Linked DNA regions of Mus musculus: region 2 is linked to region 1. Evidence: chromatin contacts called from ENCODE POLR2A ChIA-PET data. All regions are on one chromosome and are shown on one strand. Each heading gives the region's core, a stretch centred on a gene start or an enhancer-like site at or near the end of the contact. The rest is flanking DNA. Distances are from core to core; before and after follow the strand shown.

What was found. ChIA-PET counts read pairs that join two places held with the same protein, here RNA polymerase II (POLR2A).
Region 2: POLR2A ChIA-PET joins it to region 1 with 14 read pairs in Patski. The contact joins the promoter of Nbeal2 here to the promoter of Setd2 in region 1. POLR2A ChIA-PET finds 5 or more read pairs at or near these places in 2 of 5 experiments (Patski and embryonic stem cell).

The regions. Positions count from the first base shown.
Region 1 is chr9:110,529,457-110,533,958 of GRCm38, forward strand. Setd2 (SET domain containing 2) reads left to right here and starts at 3,141. Exons shown (of 21, transcript NM_001081340.2): 1 at 3,141-3,296. The coding sequence starts at 3,223.
Region 2 is chr9:110,650,839-110,655,449 of GRCm38, forward strand. It overlaps Nbeal2 (neurobeachin-like 2), which reads right to left and starts at 3,323. Exons shown (of 54, transcript NM_183276.2): 1 at 3,059-3,323. The coding sequence starts at 3,109. It also overlaps a transcript of Ccdc12 not described here.

The DNA.
Region 1 (4,502 bases), core at 1,891-4,390:
ACACAGTGAGTTCTAGGCCAGTCAGGGCTACATAGTGAGGCCCTGTCTTTTTTTTTTTTTTTTTTTTTTTTTTTAACGTATGGAAAGTATCCAATAAGCTAAAAAGTATCTATTGGTTTGCTCAGGAGGCCAATCACATGGAGAATGAGGTTGGAGGTTGGGGAATTTTAAGGCAAGTCTGGGTTGAAAAAGTTTTTTTTCAGACAGGGTTTCTCTGTAGCCTTGGCTGCCCTGGAATTCTCTCTGTAGAACAGGCTTAAGTGTGGAGATTAAAGGTATGAGCCACCATGCCTTATAACATACATTTTCTTTGTCTTGAGTTCAAACTGGGTGTGGTGATATCTCTTGAATATAAACTGGGTGTGGTGGTATGTAATCCTAGTACTTGGGATACAGCAAACCAGATTCCAGAGAATCCTGAACACCATCTCAAAGGTGCTGACCTTTTTAAAAAAGATTTGAATCAAAGATTTGTGGGCCTCAAAATTTCCACTGACCTCCATGGTTTGATATGCTTACTCTATTGGGTTCTGACCAAAGTTACCACTAGACTGAAGTACCATTCATCTGTCTCATGTTAGAGAGCTGTTTACTTTATTAAGGAAATGGGAAACCCATACACCTCATCTTAGGTTCCTCTCAACTTAGTATCCATGCAAAGTAACCCTTTCCTAATGTCAAGTGGCTGCCAATGGCTTATGTGACATTTAAGGCAAAGAGCTCCAATATATTCAAAATATAGCTGGGCGTGATAGCACACTAGAGACTCAGGAAGAGAGCTTCACGCTCTAGGCAAACTTGCCTGGCAGTGGTGGTGCACATGCCTTTAATCCCAGCACTTGGGAGGCAGAGGCAGGCAGAATTTTGAGTTCGAGGCTAGCCTGGTCTACAGAGTGAGTTCCAGGGCAGCCAAGGCTACACAGAGGAAAAACCCTGTCTCAAAAAAACAAAACAAAAAAAGATAGTTGTTTAATGAAAGGCATTGTTGTACAATGTTCATAACATTATCTATGTGATACTCTTCTATTTCAATAGGTAAGGCTGTAGAAACCCCAGAAACAGCCATGCCCAATGTCATAGGACTAGAAATTGGCTGGTATTGGTTTAAAGTTTAGGATTTTATGGACTGGGATATTTCTTACTAGGTGGGTACTTGTCTAGTGTTTAGGAAGCCTTGGGTTCAATCTCCAGCACCATATAAACCAGCTCTGGTGCTGTCTCCCTTCCTGTAACCTCTCTACTATGTGGTCGATGCAGGAGGAGGAGAGATGTTCAAGGTCATCTTTGGCCAACTTACTGAGGTCAAGGCCAGATGGGATACACAAAACCCTGTCTCAAAAAGAATCAAAAAGAGGAAGTTCGGGGTTTCACAAGTCCCTCCTTTTATCCTCACAGCAGTGAGAGAATCTGTTCACAACAAAACTTTCATCTTCAGCAGGTTGTGGTGTCTGGCACCTGTAATCCAGGCATCAGGGAAGCTGGGGTAAGGATTTTGAGTTTGAGGTCAGTATAGCACATAGCAAGTTTCAGCCACAAAGGAAAGCTCACCAATGAATGCAAAACAAAATGGTCGTGGGAGACTGAAACCTAGAGCGGGTTTTGTTTTGTTTTTGGTGGACCTTGAACTTCCATGATATGAGTAAAAGTTACCAGGAAAAAAAAAATCCAGATTAACCTCTAAACAAAATGATAAAAAAATTCTGCTAGCCTACATACAAGTGAAAAAAAATGTAAATGCATGGTAGATGGCTCAGTGAGTAAAGGCACTTTCTGCCTAGCCTTATGATGTAAGTTACAGGACCCACATGGGAGACAAAAATGGACTCACTGTTATCCTCTGATCTCCACGTGCGCATGTGTGTGGCTCAACACATACCATTCCTATAAAAACAATTTTAAAAATACATTTTAGGCTGGGCAGTGGTGGCACACGCCTTTAACCCCAGCACATGGGAGGCAGAGGCAGATGGATTTGAGTTCTAGGCCACAGGAAAAACCCTGTCTTGAAAAACAAAACAAAAAACCTAGAATCCCAGCACCCAAGAGGTTGTAGGCAGGATGAAGCATTCAAGTGTTCAGGGTAAGTCTTAACTACAGAAGATGTTTGTCTAAACAATACGGCCAAGTTAGCTAGTGAAGGATTCTGTTAGATCACATTTCAATTTATTGGTGATTCCAATTAAAAAATTAGTGGCTAATCAAAGAAAATTCCACAAAAGATCTCAACTATCTAATCTGCCACTTTCATGATAAGCAACTGCTATAAATTCAGCGAGGTGTAAATTAGCTAATAGTTTCACGAAATCCTGCTAATCCAGAAATAAAAAGTTTCTAGTTTAATCTAACTTTTTTTTTTTTTTTTAGTAAGACTAATTAATAACCTTTTCCTCAGGACCACCCCCCCCCCCCAGGTCTAACAAACATAGCCTCTCTGACTTTTAGGGCGAGGGCAGAATACCGCGGTGAGGTGGTTTCGGTGGGAACACGGTGGTGGGGGCTGCGGGAGGCTGGCGGGCGGAGGGCGTGTCCGAGAAGCCCAGGCTGAGAAGCAGCCCCTGCTTAGCTTGGTTTTCGGTGCGCGGCCGAGAGCCAGTTGAAGGGGCGAGAGAGACCGAATAAAGGAGCAAGCGGGCGAGGGCGGCAGCTGCGCTACCTCAGTGCCCGGAGGCCAGGCTCTCCCAGGGCTTCGAAGGATGAAGGCGGGTGTCCTGACGGCCTTGGGCTGTTCCCGGGACGGACGCTGTCCAGGGAGGGGCAGCGGTGGCTCCCCTCCAGCTCCGGGACCCGCCTCCAACACTCGGCCCCGGGACTTATTGTTCCGGGAGGCCGCAGGCTAGGCCTGGCCTGGCCGGCGGGTTGTACCCCGCCCCTGCCAGGGTCGGTGGTGCTGGCGCGCCGACTGGCGGCCGGTGGGCTGCCCTGTGCGTGTCTCTTTAAGGGGCTGGGCCTGCAAGGCTGCAGGGCGGGCGGGGTGCGCGTCGCTTCGGGAGTGAGTGTGTGAGGGTGAGAGCGGCGGGCGGGCGGTTGCTGGAGGGAGGGAGGGAGGGAGGGAGCGAGCGAGAGAGCGAGAGAGCGGGCGGGCGGGCCAGCCAGCCAGCCAGCGACGCCGGCCGCCCCTGCCGCCGCCGCGATCGGACCAGCGGCCGCCTCCCCTCCGGTCCCCTCCCCCGCATCGGCCTGCCGCGGGGAGGGGGCTAGCGTCGCCGCCTCCAGCCGCTCCTCATGAAGCCGCTGCCGTCGCAGCAGCCGCCACCGAAGATGGGGGATTTCTACGATCCCGAGCACCCGACCCCTGAGTAAGTCTCTGCTCCGCGGTCTCCCGCTGTCGTTGGTCGCTCCAGCCCGAGGGCGGCGCGTCCTGACCGGTGGCGGCGCGCGGAGTAACGGGCCCCGGGCGGCTTCTCGCGGTCGTGGTGGAGGGCAGGCCGGGCGGAGCTCCTGGAGGCCGCCTCGCTTGGCCTCGGCTGGCCCGGCGGTTGGGCCTGGCGCGGAGAAGGCTGCTCGCGTCGCCGCGGCGGTTGGGGCGGGCGGCCCGGTGGGGGAGGGGCGGCCACGGCCTCCTCTGCCGTTGCCGCGTCCTCGGTCGGCCTGCTTAGGTTCGGCGTTCCGCGCAGCTCCTCCAGGACACTCGGTGGCGTCCCGGGCTTCTGTTGCAAACCACGGTGCATAGTCCGAGGCGCCGCAAAGGCCGACGCCGGCGTCAGGGCGCCGGCTCGTGTAGGCCGAGAATCCTCGGGCTCGGGTGGAAGCTCGGCCCATCGCCCGGCCTATCGGTGACGGCAACTCGGACCGGAAGGGCCTACCGCGCGTCTCCCCGCTTCGATCCGCGGAGGAGACCCGCGTTGCATTCCCGGTTTTGATATTATTTTTGTTTTTTGTTTTCCCTCCTCCTTGGACACTCAATTCTGGCCCAGTAGAGCGATGAGCTTCATATTCTGCACCTTTGGCGCTTGGGTTTTGTAATGGTGGCAAGGTTTGTCTGGTCCCGTTGTTGAGGTGACAGCAGTTTTGTTTTTTAACCTGAAAGTGAAAACCTGGCAAACATTTCTTGATTATGATGCTTGAACACTTTGGCGTCCTATTTCTTAGGTAATAGAATCTAGAATCTTATCTACAAGGATGGCTTTACTGCGTGTGAAGATTTAGTTAAGAGACCCTTTGTATAGTCTTCTCTAAAGAAGATAGTGTACTTGTAAAGCGAAATACAGTTTTGTCGTATAGTTTCTTTTCAGTACACCTAGGGCATTTTTATATTTCTGTTGGGTGTCAGATGGTGGTGTACACCTGAGATACCAACTGAATTAGGATTGCAGGCAGGCTTCCTCAAAACAACAACATAAGTAAAAAAGCAAGCTTCCACTTCAGAGTCAGGAGTCCGTGCGAAGCTTCCCTAAGCCCTCACAAGATCATTTTGTTGTTTTTAGATAAATGGTTTCACCTTGTTGCCTAGGCTGCTCTTGAATTTACTGTGGCTGGCCTCGAACCTGGGATCCTTCCTCTTC
Region 2 (4,611 bases), core at 2,073-4,572, 120 kb after region 1:
ACCTACACGGTGACTCAAAACTGACTGTAATTCCACTTCCAGGACATCTAATGGGTCTAGAGGAGCAGAGAGGCCTGGTAAGTTTCCATGAGACAGGAGAGATAGCACTGGTCAAGGATAAAAGAAGAGAGAAAGGTGAGCAAAACTAAAGAGCTTCTACTCTGACCTAACTTCTGAGTCCTTCATTACTGGCATACTTGGAGAATTCAGCTCAGTTTCCCTGTCCTGCCAGGCTCTTTGTGATCCTCAGCTCCCCCATCAGTGTGTGTGTGTGTGCACGTGCGTGCACTGCTCCAGCCTGCAGAGGGGCTGCTCATTTACAGGCTATTTTGCATTAACCTTCCCAAGTGCCAGCATGCCAGGTGCTGTCCCCATCTCCTGGTCCTCTTGAGCTTCTCCTGTTTCTTCCTTGAGGACTCTGGTAGGTGTGTTCTACCCATTCACCATGGCAGCTCTGTCCTGCTCCCTACTTCAGACAACTTGATGCTGCTTCTCTTCCTCCTCTTTCAGACAGGGTCTCACTTTGTAGACCAAGTTGTTCTGGAACTCATAAGAGATCTGACTGCTTCTGCCTTCAAGTGGTGGGATTAAAGGTGAAGAGGGGGGTGTCAGAATGAGAAAGAGAGAGGGGGGAGAGGGACAGACAGAGAGGAAGAAAGGGGGAGAGGGAGAGAGAGGAAGAGGGAGAGAGAAAGACATGCCATGTTCGCTGAAAGCTTGCTTCTTCTATTTCCTATTGCTATGTGCTCATTCCTGTTGTTCCTGGCCTCCAGCCCTCAAAATCCCAACTCTGCCTGCTGTGGGATAACTTCCTTGATTGGTCACTACCCTGGTCATCTTCTCATCCAGTCATTCAGCTAACACCCAGGGAAGGGAACACTTACTAAATGCTAAGTTCTGGGAAGCAAGGGCAGTGAAGGTTAAAAACGCTCCAAGAGGAACAACAGGTGGTGTTCCAGGTAGAGGGCCACCTGAGGCTTCCTGACCACAAGACCAAGGCTTGGGTGGCTAAAGGAACTCTCCTGGTGACTTTGCCTTGGTTTCCCCAAGAGGACCCTGAGGCACACCAACTGATTTATCTTCAGGGACACTCTGATACTGTCCCCTCCCTCTCACTCCTCTCAGAGCCCACCAAGAGGGCAGGACTCATGTGAGGAGGGAAGGCAGATCTAAATCTAGGGTCTTTTGGGGGAAAGAAGGGCAGGAACTAGGGTGCTTCCCCCTCTGTCCTCACCCAGACCCACAACTGGGGAAACAGGTTTGCCAGCAGATGGTAGCTTCTGCCGCTGAAGGGAGGGGCCACCTGCGCTGCTGGCTGGTTGGCTGTGGACTGACAAAAAAGGGTCTCTTTTTTCTTTTTGAGACAAGTCTCAAAAGACTGTTGCCCAGATTGGCCTCAGACATTTGGCAATCCTCCTGCCTCAACCTCTCTCATGCTGGCATTACAGGCATGTGCCATCATGCTGGGGCGAAGGGTCTCGCAACACCTGTCAGATCCGCCCTTGCCTTACACACCCCGTGACACACACGGCGGGTCCCTAGCAGCACTATCTTTCCTTGGGAACCCAGCACCGAGAAGTGGGACGGTGTTTTTGGAGCAGGCAGGAAGGCTGCACTGGGTGGCTGCCTGGCTTCCTCTCCCCAGGCAGCCCGGCCCCACCCGACTCCTGAGTTTGCTCTCACATCCTGGATTTATTTGTTGGCTTGGTCCCAGGCTGCCCCCTGCCTGTCTAGGCTTCCACTTCTACAACCAGCCAGCTTGAGCTCCATACCTAAGCCTTCTGGGAGGCGGTGGGAGCACAGCAGACAGAAGTGGCCAACAGCTCAAAACCAAACAGCCCAGCCACTATGAAAGGGTACAGTCCCAGGAAGCTGGACCAGAACATCTCCAGCAGCCTACCACCCAGCCTGAAAACCCAGCGGTGACATCTCTGCAGATTCATCACCTGGTTTAAGTTCTCTTCACATGGTGATCTCCCTTGAAGATGGAGATACAGGGGCTGAATGGAGGAGAGGCAGGCTTTTCTGACCTACACCAGCCATAGTGGCTCCCTCTCTACAAAGTCCAGGTGGCCTGAGGGTAAAACTGCGTTGATTCTACAGCCGGGAAGTAAAGGCTTAAAGGTGCAATGAGCTCGGACTTGGTTACCCTAAGTGGGACTCTACTACATGCCACCGGCCCAAGAAGACCAAAGAAGCTGTGGCCCTTCAGACTTAGACAAACCATCAGGCAGCCTCTTCAGAGGGCCAGGGTAGAGCATGAACTCTCCCCATATCCCTGCTCTCCCAGTGACAAGCTGTTCATGGACACACAATGGACCATTGTGTCCAGGGCACACCTGAGCTAGGCACCTAGTGCCAAGCAGGTGCAAGGAGGGAGGCATAACCCCGGGATCACTCCCTGCTTCCAGTGCAAAAGGGAAAGTGAGGCTTCTAGAGTTTGAGTCAGAGGCATCACAGCCCCTTCGCTCCCCTTCTGATACCAGCGGAGTCAGCCTGAAACGAGGGTCCCTTTCAGCCATCCCTCCTGACCTCACCATCCTCCCTGGCCCATTGCAGAATGGAGGTAGGCTAAAGTTGCTTCAAGTACAGTAAGAGCTCATCACTAAGAACTCTGAAGGAGTCTGAAGTGACGAACGTCTGATGTACTTGTCAGAAGCGGCACCTGCCGGATCCCCCAGCCTACATGACATTCTAGCCACCATGACCACCTATCGCGAATGCGCCTCTCAGGCGAAGCAACCAACCAGCAAACTGAGTCCCTCTCTTTCCAGGTCTCAGTTTACCCAGTTGTGAAAAGGGTGAGAACTGACTGGCCAGGGCAACTGAGGCTGCGCGGTCTCGCTGAGGACTTGCAATACAGCGCTCACCGGCGAACACTGTCCCCTGGCACAAATGCCCGAGGTAGCCCGGCAGCCAGGGGCACGCACGTGTGCGCGGAGCTGAAGTCCCGCGTGCGCGCGCCGATCTGCGGCCCCGGGGGAGCCGGACGCAGGTGCAGCAGACACTGCGTGCGCGGATCTGGGGACCCCGCGGACCAGGGGCGAGACGGGCTCACCTGCGCGTAGTAGAGCAGCCACAACTCGTAGAGCCGCTCCGAGGCGGCCATGGCCTGACCGGGCTCTGGCCCTGCTGCGCGCCACCTGTCGCCGCCTCCTCCGCGCCGCCCGCCGGTTGCCCCGGGCCAGGCCCATGGGCGGGAGGGCGTCACTCCGGGGCGGAGCGGCGCTACACTGCTGGGGGAAGTCCGCGGCTCCTGACCCTGTCGCACTTAGCCACCAAAGTCTACACGCCCCTCCTCCTCCTCCCGGCCGGCCACCGCCTGGCTTCCTACACTTGGTTGTCTGTGGCAGCGGCCACCGCCCCGCCTCTCCTAGGACTGTCCAAAGGGCGGGGAAGTCAGGCTGGAGGAGGAGCCTGGGGTCAGGGCGGCCCGGGAGGTCGCATGGAGCTCCGCCTCTCGCAGGCGGAGTCCATTCAGAGCCACTGGCAGGATTATTTCCATCCTCCCCAGTGAGGGGCCCGTAAAGGCTTTAACCCGAGTACAGAACCTATCGGGCTTGGAATTATCGCTGTTCAATGAAAGGACTGTGGTTCGCGTGGAGATGACTAGGGTCCTTCAACAATACTAATAATAACCTCGCCCATGACGAACACTTGTGGCACTAACTACGTGCAAGGTTCTGTTTTAAGAGCTTTATGGAAGACAAGTGCTACCTTTTAGTTTCGCCTAGTGTTGAGCTGGATGGAAGGAATCATCAGTCGACTGCAGGACAAACCTACCTGCAGAGGAGCGGCGTCCTTACCAAGTTTAGGATACATACAGTAGCCCACTCCCTCTAGGAATCCTGCCCAGGTGCTCCATTGCTGGGAGCCCCTCCTCCCAGGGCCCGGCACTTGTCAGTCATTTTTTGTTCCTTTGGCCTGAAGGAGGTGGGTGCCTCATGCCGGCTTTAATGAATGAAGAAACTGAGGCTCAGACAAGCCAAATGAGAATTGCAGGGACAGCAGGAACAAGGGATCTAGGCCTGGCTGAGTCATTTCTGGGCCACTGTCACCAACACCCTGTCTGTCCTTTCCTTGTGACTGGACTGTGAAGTGAGGGAGCCCCTGGTGTTGGGTGGGAACCAGCTTCTTTGTTAGGGGTAGGGGAAAGTTTGCTAGGTCCAGATGGCTCCTATTGGTCCTAGGGATCGATCAGTATGAAGCGCCCTATGCATCTTAGTATGAGCTTACCTTTCCTGAGCACAGATACCCTCTATGCCAGGGGCTGGCAGCCACCCCGTCTCCTACTGTAAGGGAAGGTCCCAGACAGAACCAGGTTAACCCAGGATAACACCGAGCTTAGGAAACGGTGACATTTGAAGGGAGCTGTTAGGGAAGATCATTCTCCTTTGGGCCAGCTTTATAACAGAAGCCCCAGACAGGGAGCCACGTTGCTCATGGGCTTGCCATCTCCTGGAAGAGGAGGAGGAGAAGAAAAGAAGCAAACGCATCTGTGACCATCTGCCGCAGTCAAACTCCTTCTTCTCCTTTTGTTTTGTGAGACAAGATTTCTCCATGTAGTCCTGACTATCCTGGAATTCGCTTTGGAAACCAGGCTGGACTCCA